Regions from separate parts of the Mus musculus genome. Here region 1 is linked to region 2. Evidence: chromatin loops called from intact Hi-C (ENCODE). Cell type or tissue: left cerebral cortex. All regions are shown on one strand. Each heading gives the region's core, and the rest is flanking DNA. Links, peaks and the distances in the headings are about the cores only.

Evidence for each region. A loop is a pair of places that touch in the nucleus more often than their neighbours do. Peaks named below come from ENCODE experiments on the same cell type or tissue, not always from the same donor. Only the 100,000 strongest peaks of a DNase experiment are listed, where the experiment ranks them.
Region 1: it touches region 2 in a loop (4-fold over the local background); 3 of 42 quality-filtered maps call a loop at or near these places.

Annotation. Positions count from the first base shown.
Region 1 is chr7:57,511,703-57,514,202 of GRCm38, forward strand. It overlaps a transcript of Gabra5 not described here. Among named protein-coding and RNA genes, the nearest start is that of Gabra5, 2.9 kb to the left of the region's middle. In left cerebral cortex, for the core only: a CTCF peak has its summit at 1,442 (motif pointing right); a DNase peak (open chromatin) is centred at 1,469.
Region 2 is chr7:58,739,783-58,750,282 of GRCm38, forward strand. Atp10a (ATPase, class V, type 10A) reads left to right here. Exons shown (of 21, transcript NM_009728.2): 2 at 410-614. Among named protein-coding and RNA genes, the nearest start is that of Gm39019, 14 kb to the left of the region's middle. In left cerebral cortex, for the core only: a CTCF peak has its summit at 4,354 (motif pointing left); a DNase peak (open chromatin) is centred at 4,357.

The DNA of each region.
Region 1 (2,500 bases), core at 1-2,500, 1.2 Mb before region 2:
CAATGCCACGGAAATCCCTAGGACTCCTCCTCAAAGGGACCTTTTCTTCTTGCAACTTGTCTATTCTGACTTTTTTTCATCATGGTGGATGCAAATATAACATAATAATTAAAATCACCAAATTTTTAAACAGTCAATTTGAAATTATAACTAGCTTAATAGGCTTTTCACTTATTGTGTGTTAATTCTAGATTTACAAATGCCAAGGCATCTGCTATTCTCTTAACTAAACAGCATAATGCAAGCAGGAAGATTTAAACAATTAGTGAGTGGAAAGCTGAGCACAAAGTGGCTAGGACTATTTTGGAAAAAACAAAACCATGTACTAATGAAATAACTTCTGTATTTATCATAGTAATGAATATTTTTTTTTCGTGTGGAATCTGGATGTATTTTTCAAATTGAGCATCAGACTTTTTATGCAGAAGACAATAAGGAAGTTGGGTGACATATTCGCAAGGTACAAATGAGGTAACCGGAATCTTACATAAAACAGGAATGCAAACACAAAAGGTCTAACGGGAACTACCTGGGATAGAATTTATTGTTAACAACTGGGATAAACAAGAGCTCTACCTAAGATTCACTAATCTTAGAAGCCAGGGTCAAGGGCTACTTGCCATAGTTCCTATTTTAGTCTATTGTATAGTCCACCTTCCCCTTAGGCCATTGTAAATACATGTGTATGGGTATAACTTCGCTATAGTTCTAAGTATCTATTCTGGTTCCTCCTTTGGTCTGAAACTTCCTTCTTCCTAGTGATGGTAAATTCCTGTATAAGGGAGTGACCCTGATTTTATAGTGTAGTCATAGTAATGAATATTAATTCTCCATGAACTAAATATTAACTGTCAAGCTTTTCTTTTGACAGACTACATTCGCTATTTCAGTGTTTTGGGCCATCCTTTCATGACAACACATTTAAACATAAAAATGAAAATTATGATCAATAAGATCAATTACTTAAAACTAATGAAACTGAGTATGGGCACACACCTAGAAGCCCAGTACCTGGGCAGCTGGAGGAGAGCTGTGATTTTGAAGTCAGCCTAGGTTACAACACTATCTCTAAATCAAGCCATCACCAACCAAACCCTTGTGTGTGATCATATTACCTAAGTTCCTTCTCCCTTCCTATGATGAAGTGGTGTCACACTCTCCCCAGCAATGTTTACATGATACTCAACACAGTTATAAGACAGTTATAAAATATTCAACATAGATGGAGCTGAAAGAATGATAACCAAGAACTCAAGGCTTACAGAAACATTCAATTCCAGAAATCTATGTAATGTTCTTTCAACAAATTGGGGTAACTTTGGATGCAGTGTTTGTCCTGGTTAATAATGATCTATTGGCCACATTCCTATTTGTTCATTAGCAATTCTCCTTTTATTGAATGAAATTTAACATCGTAGCTTTAAGTCTGGAAAACAGTAGAGGGCACCCCAGTTCCACATAACCCCCGTGTTGGCTCATTCTGCATTTTATTTCTAATGTGAAAACCTAAAATAGTTGCTCTCAGAGTAGCTGTGTAATGGATGGAGGTACATTTTACTGAAAGAAGTACTGACCCTGTATCCCAATAATACAATAATACGTGTACAACAGAGGCTGAGTGGTAGCTGTGTTTATGTAGGTGGATGCAGAATCATTACCTAAAACATGACAGGTGCATCATATTAGTGAGCCTATGTGGAATCTTTCTTTCAATGCCTGGCTCATTTTACTTAGCGTCTCTGTCATGTCATCCATGTTGTTACAAACATCAGGACATCCTTCATTGTTAATGCTAGAGAATATTTCAAATAATTTATACATTTTTCTTTATGCTTTCAATGATCAGCAGACACTTATGTTAACTCCCATATTGTGACTATTATGAAAAATGTTCAAATGGACATGGAGGCATAGATACCTTTTCAAAATGAGCATTATGGAAATTTTTTAGATATATACCCCAAATGGGAGCAGGCATGGAAATATAGCTCAAAGGAAAAGAAACTGATCAGCTTGCATGGGATATAGATGTTGTATTAGTATGTCACCATACATATGTGGTTATGTGTGTATGGATATGTCTGTGTGCATATGTGTATATGTGAGTAGGAATATATATATATATATATATATATATATATATATATATATATATATATATATATATATATAGAGAGAGAGAGAGAGAGAGAGAGAGCACTGTAACACTAACTAGCAACATCGTGTTGGATATTTAAAATTTGTTGAAGGGGTGAACTTTAAGAGTTCCTAACCCCACACAAGGACAGAGGATGAGACTGCAGGAGACAGTGCATACATTTATTACTACACTGTGTGGACATATTCCAAATTATAAAGTAGATCGACTTAAGGGCATAGCATGTCAATCATCAGTGATTGCCCATGAAGCAGAGCCTGGTTGAGGCATGCAGTACACTGCAAGCTAAGAGTCCACATGTGTGGAATGAGAAACCCAAGTATGAAACTATACATTTTCTTT
Region 2 (10,500 bases), core at 3,001-5,500:
TTCTCTTCTTTGGGGTACAGGACTGGGCATAGTCATTTTGACTACTTTCAAGTGAAGAAGCACATGGCATATATGGTACCCACAGTGTTGAACTCCCACATCATTGTCTCTAGCTCCTGAACATTTTGTCAACCCAAAAGCACCCTCCTCGATCATTAAGCAGTCACTCTTCATCTCCCTCCTTCCAGCACAGTAGCTTTCCACAATCAGTCCCTATAGTTCTGTCTATTCTGGCCAATTCCAACAGTGATGCACAGTTATAGCTTTCATCTTGTTTTTTTTTTTTTTTCTTTAAATAACTTTTTATAGTGAAAAAAGTAGAAAAAATTTAAATGACTCTCAAGTACTCATTGGCCAAATTCAGCATAGTTGGATTTTGTCAACCATGTTAATCGAAGTCTCTCACTAGGGAAGAAAAGAAGTATGTGAATCGATACTGGAAAGAAATCCGAGTGGGCGACTTTGTCCGTCTTTGCTGCAATGAAATCATACCTGCGGACATTTTGCTGCTGTCATCCAGTGACCCTGACGGGTTGTGCCACATCGAGACTGCTAACCTGGATGGAGAGACCAACCTGAAGCGGCGCCAAGTGGTCCGTGGCTTCTCGGAGCTTGTAAGTGGTCTGCATTCTCAGAGCACCACAGGCATCTGTCTCGTCTGAAAGCCTCTGTTATTGGGCTGGACCAATTTTCCTAGTAACTCAGAGTCTGATAGCCCTTCTTCATGCCTAAGCCCATGCTTAACCTGTTCCTGTGTGGATTGGGCTTTTTCCGACTGTGATTTCCAGTGTACACTTAATGAGTTTCTCAGAATGATATTTAGTCTTTGAAGAATTCTGAGGGGACATTCTGAAACAGTCAGCGTTTACTGAGTCCTTGTTCTAGGTCACCAAATGGCAGCATAGCAGAATCACGACCTGTTCTTACGTAGGTTGGGAACATTATCTCTTCAAAGGACCTGTTCAGTTCAGCCTCGGGGCTTCCAAAGTTGAGCTCTGCCTCTGATGTGTTAAACAACAGCTAAGAATGGGGTTGAGTGGGGAATAGGAATGGGAGGTTTTACCCACAAACAAGCTAAAAAATCCCAAAGGGGTTTTGCCATGCATGTTCTTAATAAGGGTTGCCCCTTCTAAGCCTATGCAGGGACATCCAGTGCTAACACTGAATGAAATCATGAGACACAAGTCCCCAGACACCGGAACTGTCTAAAAGGAAGTGAGGAAACCTCCTCCTGACCATACCTACTCTGTCTCACATTGCCTGTCTGAGTCAGTCCTTCAGGTCTGGCCATTGCATGTACTGAGGACGCTTTGAAAAGTAGTCGAAGGAAGTGAGTACTGCATTCAAAGAAGATGTCATTGGAGATTCCTTCTGCCACATGGCGTCATCCTACCCACTTGCCTAGGAGATGTGGTTTAGAAGCATAGTCCATGGGGCCTGGTTTTAGCAACTGGCCTTGTTTGATAGTTTATGGATCTGAAGGAAGGTGGAGCAGTCATTGTGGATGAAGTGATTCCTTGATCAGGATTGCTGAGGGTCTAGGAGCCCTGCCTCCCACTCTTGCAATATCTTGCAGTTTATTTCATTCACCATCGCTGGCAGAGATGCCACTTCACACTCTGAGAAGAAGGCCTCAAAGAGAGATTAATGCTGAGACCTGTGGCAGGAGTGTTTGAGCCAGCTGCCTCCATGGATGTCACTTTATTACAAGTCTTTGCCTTGGTGTCCTGCTCTTTCCTGTTTCCATCACAATTTTCCCGCTTAAGACTAAGAAACAAAAACAACAAAAAACCTCTTTGATTGTCTACCAAATATATTTTGTGAAACCATAGACATAAAATTTCAAAATTACTGTATTGTAATGGTGCATGTTTATAATCAGGGCTGATGGAAACTGAGGCAGGAGAGGGACAGCTCAAAGCGCAGATGGGCTATGTAAGAAGACATCATTGAAAACAAAATAACCATGAGAAACTTAATGTATATGTATAAACATATATAGAGTACTACATATATACATATATGTACACCCCCTACATATACATACACATATACATACCAGACAAAAGTACACATTCATTTGTTTAAGTGGAACACTTTTATCCAGGGACAGGAAGTCTACCAAACCTGTTTGTTAGGGGCTCTTCCATGCAATTTCTGACCTTGCCTGATAATTATGCTTTCTGATGGTAGTTGTGTGAGACCACGTGCAGGGCAGTGTGTTAAGTCTTAGCAGTAAGCCAGGCTTATGCCTATTAGCCTGGGCCTACCTGGCTTCTCTGTCCTAGAACATGAAACTCCTGCCTTCTCTTCAGGAGACAAGTAGATGATGTGTGGGGAGATAACACTGTGCAGCAATGACAGTTGCAAAGGACACAAGTCCCCTTCCAGTTTTCAGTGTCTCACCAGGAGGAAGGAAGAGGTGGGGCCCGGTACAACGAGCAGCACAGAAGTAGTGCAGTGTGTAGAGGATGAGGCAGACCTAAGTGAGCACGTGTGAGTATCTGAAATTGAGGGAAAGATGATGATATGTAGAGCCAAGAGTATAGTGGCCATGTTTAGCATGGTGGTAGGGATGGACACGGACTGACTCCTTAGCTAACTCCAAAGAACTTAATCATTTCATGTCTTTTATTCTTCAACTTCTGAACTCTTCTAAACCCCTCTTATTTCTCAAGCAGCAACTGTGACACTTTGTAGCTTCATCATGTTTCCTATAAACAAGTCAGATGTAAGTGGGATGCTTAAGATTCAAAGTTGGTATGATGGGTAATCTTTTTAATTTGATGGGCTAGGGAATCTCCATGGAAACAAATCTTTGAGATGTCTGTGAGGGATTATGTGGTTCACTGAAGTGAGAGACCCAGCTTAGCTGTGGGTAATACCATCCCTGGCCTGGGATTCTGGACTGACTAGAAAGGAGACAGCAAGCCCAGCACAAGCATCCCTCATGCTCCACTTCCTGACTCTGGATGTCGTGTGTGTGTGACTAAGCTGCTTCATGTATCTGCTGCCATGATGGCCATGACTGCCATGGTAGACTGTATCTGTAGAAGGGCAGAGATAAACCCTCAAGCTGCTGTCTGTCATGTGCCTGTCACAGCAGGAAAAGTAACTAATACAGAAGGTTGTTCTCTATCACCCTCTAGGGAGACTTGAGGAAGCAAATAGAACTGAGTCATAATCTAGTCAAATTAGGTCACACTAACAATTTAGGGAACTCTGACTTCTTATTAATGGTTTCTTGGACAGCAGCAAAATTCTTCAAGATGTATACACATTTTGGTTTTCATATTGATGTATTTTTTTCATTTTCATGATTAATATTGACATACTATAATTCTGAAATTTATGTATTTATTTCCTTTATTGAAAGTAAAAAGCCATAAGTCTTTGGTTCTAAATGTCCAACAACTGACAAGACAAGTGTCTCATAGCAGCATTACAATGCAAGTTCTCTGTATTTAAGTGTTTGTTTTTGCTTGCTTGTTTCTTTTGTTTTTAAGCCATAGAAAGATGAAGAATGAACCCAATCTTGATTTATATAAGAGTCACAGAAATATTTTACCCATTTGATAGATAGTAAATTGGAAGGAGTAGACTGCAGGAAAACTTAAATTAGAAGGGATTTTTATGTCTGTATTTCTTTAATAACCAATGACCTTGCCATTTCCACAGGGGAGGAGTGTGTCATCAGAGTCCAGTCAGGAGACAAGTCACACATGATTGCACCAGAGAAAGTCTATCAAGGACTTTTATGTGTTCTTGTGGTGGTAGTAATGGAGCACAGGATGCCTGTCTCACTGGCCAGGTATTCTGCTGTTGAAGCGAAAACTGCAGTGCCACACAGGAAGCAAATGTAATCTGGGATAAGGCTGATGGGTAGAGGAGTGGCTGTTGCAAGCATCAGGTCTAAGACAAAACACAGCCTTCTCTACTCAGGGCACTTCCATAGCCTATGGTGGTGGGGAGGGCTAATGAGGAACTGTAATTTTGGAACTCACTGGAAATGTACCACAGAGGATCATAGAGAGCTGCCAAGCTTGGATACCACGGGACCCTCTGATCACTGGCCACTGGGGAGGCTACACTATGTGTTCTTGAGGTGGACAGCCCTGGCAGCTGCAGTGAGCCATAATCAAGACAGGCAGATGCTTTCTAGACATTTGTGCCACGGAGCCCTAGCCTTTGAGCCTAGCTCAGAGAAGTTTTTCAGTTTTATTATCCTGAAATAAATCATGGAGAAAGTGACTAGTGACTTGAAGTGGCCCAAACAATGTCTTTCTCCACTTCCCCTACTCCTGAAACTTGGATTTAGTCATTTACTCCTCCACCTCCCACCAGTGCCCTCTACTGACAATGTAGAATTTAGCATCTCTCTTACACTGTCATTCATGTAAGATGAAGTGTTCATCTGTTGAGAGACTAACAAAGAGGTCTACCCGCTGATGCTTCTGTTAGGGCCTAATACTGGAGAAAGTAGCCATCTTCAGCAGTCAAGGATGTTTCTAGAAAGAGGACCTTGAACATAATCTGAATGTTAGAAGGAATATTAAGACACTAGCTCTCTGTGGCAGTCACACAGACCTACACACACCCTGAAGTGGAAATGTGTTTGTTCAGTGACGATGACTGAATAAAACTGAACATGGTCGAGGGGCTATAGAATGGGTAGGAGGTGATGGTCATGCCCCACTCAGACCTAATATATGGGTGAGGGTCCAGACTGGGCAGATGGCTCCATCATCAAGCTCTGTCAAAGGAAACTTAAGAGTTTTTGACTTAAAGAGAAATGTTTCATTTAAAACTTGGAATTTAATGATAGCATCCAAGAATTCAGAAAGGAATTCCAGTGTGAAAAATTACATTCCTATTTGCGCATCACATTTGTTATGGTCTCTTATAATGCCTTTGCCGTTGAGATCCAGTAAACACTATTTTTAAAATTTTTCATGCTCTAAAACAATGAATTCTATGAAATAATGATCATCTCATTGTGTTACCAGTGTGAAATAAATAAGGCAAATGCAGATACTCTACCTACCATATTTAAAACTGCTGGTCCAGGTGGAGCTGGAACAAGCAGGTACTGTCTGAACCATCAGGGAGGGGTCAGAAGCATTCAGGATTTCTCTGGGTTTTCCAACCATTCACACAGACCTGCAGGCCTAGCCTGAAGCTGTGTCAATTCCACTGAAGCCCAGGGAAGAAGTTCTAGCTCACCAGTAATAGTTGTATGCACAGCTCTGCAGAATAAGGTATTCTCTAAGCATTACAAGTCATATACAACTTTGCAGATGTTAACACAATTCAACAAATATTTATAGAGCATCTGTTAAGCATCAAAGGTGCATTAATCAAAACTAGAAGCATTTTCTTCTGGCATTCGTATTATCTATGTAAGGAAGTGAATGGGGTGGAAGGTGGAAATAAAACAGAAGTAGAGTCATGAAACTTGGGGGTGGGGGTGGGGGTGGGTTGGAATTTCAGATGATGGTGGGAAGAGGAGGGCAGGCCAGTCCAGAGGCTGCCTCTGTTGGAGAAGAGCCCTCTATGAGTGGTTTCTTTGTCAGTTGATTTACTAAAGCTATGTGTTCTGATGGTTTTTCTTAAGTGGATCTGCTGTCCCACTTGATAATAAGTTTCTGTTTATAAGTGGGTGTGATTGTATATGTTTTTACGTGTGTCTGTACACAAGAATGTGTGTACAGAAGTATGCACAAATATTTGCAGTACTTTTGTATTGTAGTATTAGAGAAGAGATCTGGTTATGTAGCTCAGGTTAACTTCAGGCTTGTGACCTTCCTGCGTTAGCTTCATTAAATGCTGAAATTACAGGCATGTGTTAGCACACCTGACTTGTATTACTTTTAAATTTACAGAATGGTAAATAATCTTTTCTGCACCGATAACGTGTTCTAGAAACAGTGGGTCTCTCAGATAATGATCTGAGGAACAGGGCCTGCAGTCTTGTCGTTGACACGCCTGCGGATGCAGGCTGTAGGTCAGTGTGCTCAGATTCTCCATCCACTGCAGAGTGGACTTAAGAACACTCTGCTCTTTGTTGAAGGGGCCCTTTCTGCTGTCATCTGTCTCTCAGTTGTTTTGTGAGCAAAGTGTCCTATGGGCAGAAACTTCTCCATGCCCATAGAACATAGCTGGGACCAGCTCACTGCATTTTACTTATAGCCATTGTTTCTGAGGTCTACAGGTGTACCTCTGCATTTCTCCACATGGTTTGTTTAGTTTGCATGTGGCCTCCAAGAGAAAAGCTATGTTTCAGTTCTCACTGTGGTGAGAGCGTGTCTTGGAGTGTCACCCATCCACAGGTAGATAGAGGAGGTGGAAGCTGTGAGATGGGGATGCAAAGCAGACCTTACAAGGCATGAAATTGACTTCAAGAAAAGCTGTCACCTACGCAGGTGTGGATGGAATTGTGCTATCTGACAGGATCAATCTGGGATTCAATAGTGAGATGAATTCAGAGCCTTCCACTTTATTTATGCTAATGAATGACTCATGTGCTGCAGAGTGACTTAAGGGCCCCTTGAGAATCTTAACTAATCTGAGACTGGGACAAATCTAAACTTCTCTAGCCCGTCAGATTCAGTAAAGCAATTTTTAGTCACTCATACTAAAGTGTATGTGTCAGAATGCCTTACTCCCCACTGTTCCTCACCTACTAAAGGCCAAGAAATGTGGGTGTCACTGACTGATGAGAAGTGGCCTCCCCTAAGCTCCAAAGTCAGTTACATGGAAATATCAGAGGAAAGGTTCATAGGTCTGGAATTGGCCCAGAGCCCTTTAAAGATATTCTCTCTGTGTCTTTGTCTTTGTCTCTGTCTCTGTCTCTCTATCTCTGTCTGTCTCTCCATCTCCGTCTCCGTCTCTGTCTCTGTCTCTCTCCTTCACTAGTGGACACTTAGGGTGTATGAAGCCCTGAGATCAACAACCAGTAATTCAATATGCTTCCCACTTCCACTCCAAAGATTCAACTAAGTGAAAATGTCGAATTTAAACTTTGTCTTCGAGTTAAAAGAACAAATAGTTCTTGTTTACCTGGCGTGACTGACTTTCATCAGTGGCACCTGTCATGGGCTGAAAGTAAGCTTTTCATTGTGTGGAGAGAAAGGCTAACTTAGGTCAACTTCAAAGGCTTACACATCTACGTTTGTTTTGGACAAAACATCAAATGGTTGGTTGGTTTGCTCATCCGGCCTTTATCAAGTACGAGGAGCCTTGACCACCAAGCAGGAAATTCTCCAGAGTAGACTCTGAAGCCTGTGTTTTTTCCTTGGCTCAGGAGATCCTATGTACTGTGGACTGTTGTCATTTCCCTTAGAAAGGCTGGAACGGGATTTTTCAGGGTCAGAGTCTAAGACTGTTAAAGCATCAGAAATCAAAGCCCCCCCCCCCCTTTTGGTGGAGGGGGTGGGAAAGAGAATCTGGAGTTCTCGCTCATCCTCAGCCCCATAGTGAATTTGAGGCTAGCCTGGGCTCCTTGTCTTTCACTGAAACACATGATTAAGATAACCAAATAGGCTTATTTGATTTATCATTTAGGAGGAGTCAGTTCATGAGCTATTGGTTGAGTAGATGCAGTAGGAGCACAGACTGAACAAACTCACTCACACATGGCCAGAAAGAGAAGAGGGAGAGGAAGGGGTCAGTGGTCCCATTGTTCCCCAGTGACTTCTCCCAACTGGCCCAATGTCTTATAGATTCTATCAGGTTCCAATGGCATCACTGTAACATCTAGGGGATACGTACAGTCTACACTGTGACATTTTCTGATAAAGTGGCAAGATACCTTCACCCTTTAGCAGTGCCAGCTATACTCCCTTCACCCACTGGGTGCTGCACCCTTTCCCAGGTGTGCACTGACATTTTAATTTTTTACTTATACTGAAAATACAATACATTTCATACAATATATCCAGATTATGGCTTTACTTCCGCCTACGTCTCCCAGTTCCTCCCTATCTTTCCTCCCACCCAGACTCAGACCCTCGCAGATCCTTGGTAGAAAACAAACAAGCATATAAAGAACAATAACAAAATACAATAAGCTAAAACAAAGCAAACCAGTAGGGATAGCACAAAACGGGGGAAAAAAGACCCAAAGAAAAAGCACAAGAGGATGCAGAGGCACAGGTTTGCATACACGCAATCCCATGGAGACATAAAGTGGGAAGCCAAAACTATATATGCAAAGGACCTATAAAGGTTTTTTTGTTGTTGTTGTTGTTGGTTATTTTATTTTATTTTTTAAAAAGATGCTCTGACTCAACATTATGAGACAAAGACCCTCCCCAAATGCCACTGAACTCATTTTTGTTGGCTGTCTACTTCTGAGCATGGGGCCTGCCCTTAAGAGTGTTTTGTTTCTTCAGTGAGACTCCCTTTGAGAAAAACTAATTTTTTTCAAATAGTTGGAGATAGATTTTGGGTCAGTAATGTGTACATTTCTCTTTTCAGCTCTGGGAGCCCACCTGGTGCGGACCCATGCAGGCCCTGTGCACGCTGCCGCAGTCTCTGAGTTTTTATGCGCATCTCTTGTGCTGTGCTTGGAAGGCCATATTTCCTTGTTCTCCATTCACTTTGGCTCACACACTTTCCACCTCCTCTTCCACCAAGTTCCATGAGCCTTGAGATTTGTTGTTGAGGGATTTGTTGGAGGCATCCCATTTATTGTGGAGGATTTCAAGGTCTCTTATTCTCTGCATATTTTCTGGCTCTGGGTTTCTGTATTCATTCCCATTTGCTAAAGGAGAAAGCGTCTCTGATGGCTGAGCAAGGCACTGATCTTACTCATAGATTCCCATGGGACTCTATTAACCAGCAACTCAATTAGATGTAGCCAAGTCCAGACTGGGAACTTTCTTTGGTAATGAGACATGTTCAGTTGGACTCTCTCCCGCCTATTATTTGGTGATATCATTTAAATCTCCATTATATATTTATATACAGTAGGAAGCTTCTACTATATTAGGATTCTCTATGAGCCCTCACATGGCCCTTAGTTTTAGCATCCCTCTCTGTATTTCCTCTCTTGCTCTCTCTTTCCTCCTTCCCCCATTTGATCTTCCCATTTCACTCCCCCATCTACAAGTCCATCCTTAACTATCTATTCTTATTCCTAGGAAGATACAGCCTTCCTCTCTACCTCCTTACTCTGTACCTAGCCTCAGTGATTATATGGTTTGTAATTTATCAATGACTTAACAACTAGCATCCACATATAGGAGGATGCATACTATATTTGTCTTTCTGGGTCTAGGTTAGCTCACTCAGGATGATTTTTCTAGTAACATGTATTTACCCATGAATTTCATGATTTCATTTTTAAACAGTGAGTGTAATAGTCCCTTGTGTAAATGTATCTCATTTTCTTTATCCTTTCATCTATTGATGGACATCTAGTTTTCTTCTAGTTTCTAGCTATTATGAGGAGAGCCACAAAAAAACAAAACAAAACAAAAAGTTAAAAAAAAAAAAAAAACAAAAACCAAAAGGAAACCATGGTTGAGCAAGTGTTTTTTGCAACAGAATGAAAGTTCCTTTGAGTATATACTCAAGAGTAGTATGGCTGGATCTTGAGGTAAACCCTTTCCCAGCTTCCAGAGGAACCTCCAGCCTGAGTTCCCTAGTTGCTGTACAAGTTTGGATGAATACTCTCCTTACTCTACATTGCTGCCTGCATGACTTGCTATTTCTTATATTGATCTTGGCCATTCTGTCTGATGTGAGATGAAATCTCAAAAGTGTTTTGATTTACACTTCCCTGATGACCAACGATGTTAACCATTTCTTTAAGGGTTTCTCAGTCATTTGAATTTCTCCTTTTGAGATTTCTGTTTAGATCTATACACTATTTTTAAATTTGGTTGTTTTCTTGATGTTCAGGTTTTTTTTTTTTTGAGTTCTTTATATATTTTGGATATTGATCCTCTGTAGAAGGTGGAGTTGGTAAAAAATGTGTAGCCTGTACCTTTGAATGGTGGTGTCCTTTGGTGTACGTAGCTTTTTAGTTTCACTAACACATTAACTGTTGATCTGAGTACATATGCGAATGGAATTCTGTTCAGGAAGTCTTTTCTTGTGCTAATGACTTCAAGACTATTGTACATTTTGGTCCTCTGGAACCTAAGTGCTGCCAACTCTTTCAACATAGACTAAGCAACATAGAAACTCACCCGTTAAGTCTTAACAGAAAATGTCCAGCGGAATGGAGGAGAAAGGCAGCTTGTGTCTTGCCAAGAGAAAGTGATGCCTCATATGAAGGTATGAATGATACTCTTGGCTCATATCCCAGCTTCTAGACCGCAGGGCCCAGCACTGCTCAGTCATCTCTGCTCATTTTCACTTTCGGTCTGGAGGAGCTAGGAGTAGAGACACCTGCTGACGTGTTTCAGCTGCCAGATCTAAGGGTTTTTACAGCTCTAGTTATGGGCAGCATAGCTGAGGTCTCCTACACACATATTTTAGACTACTAAAATC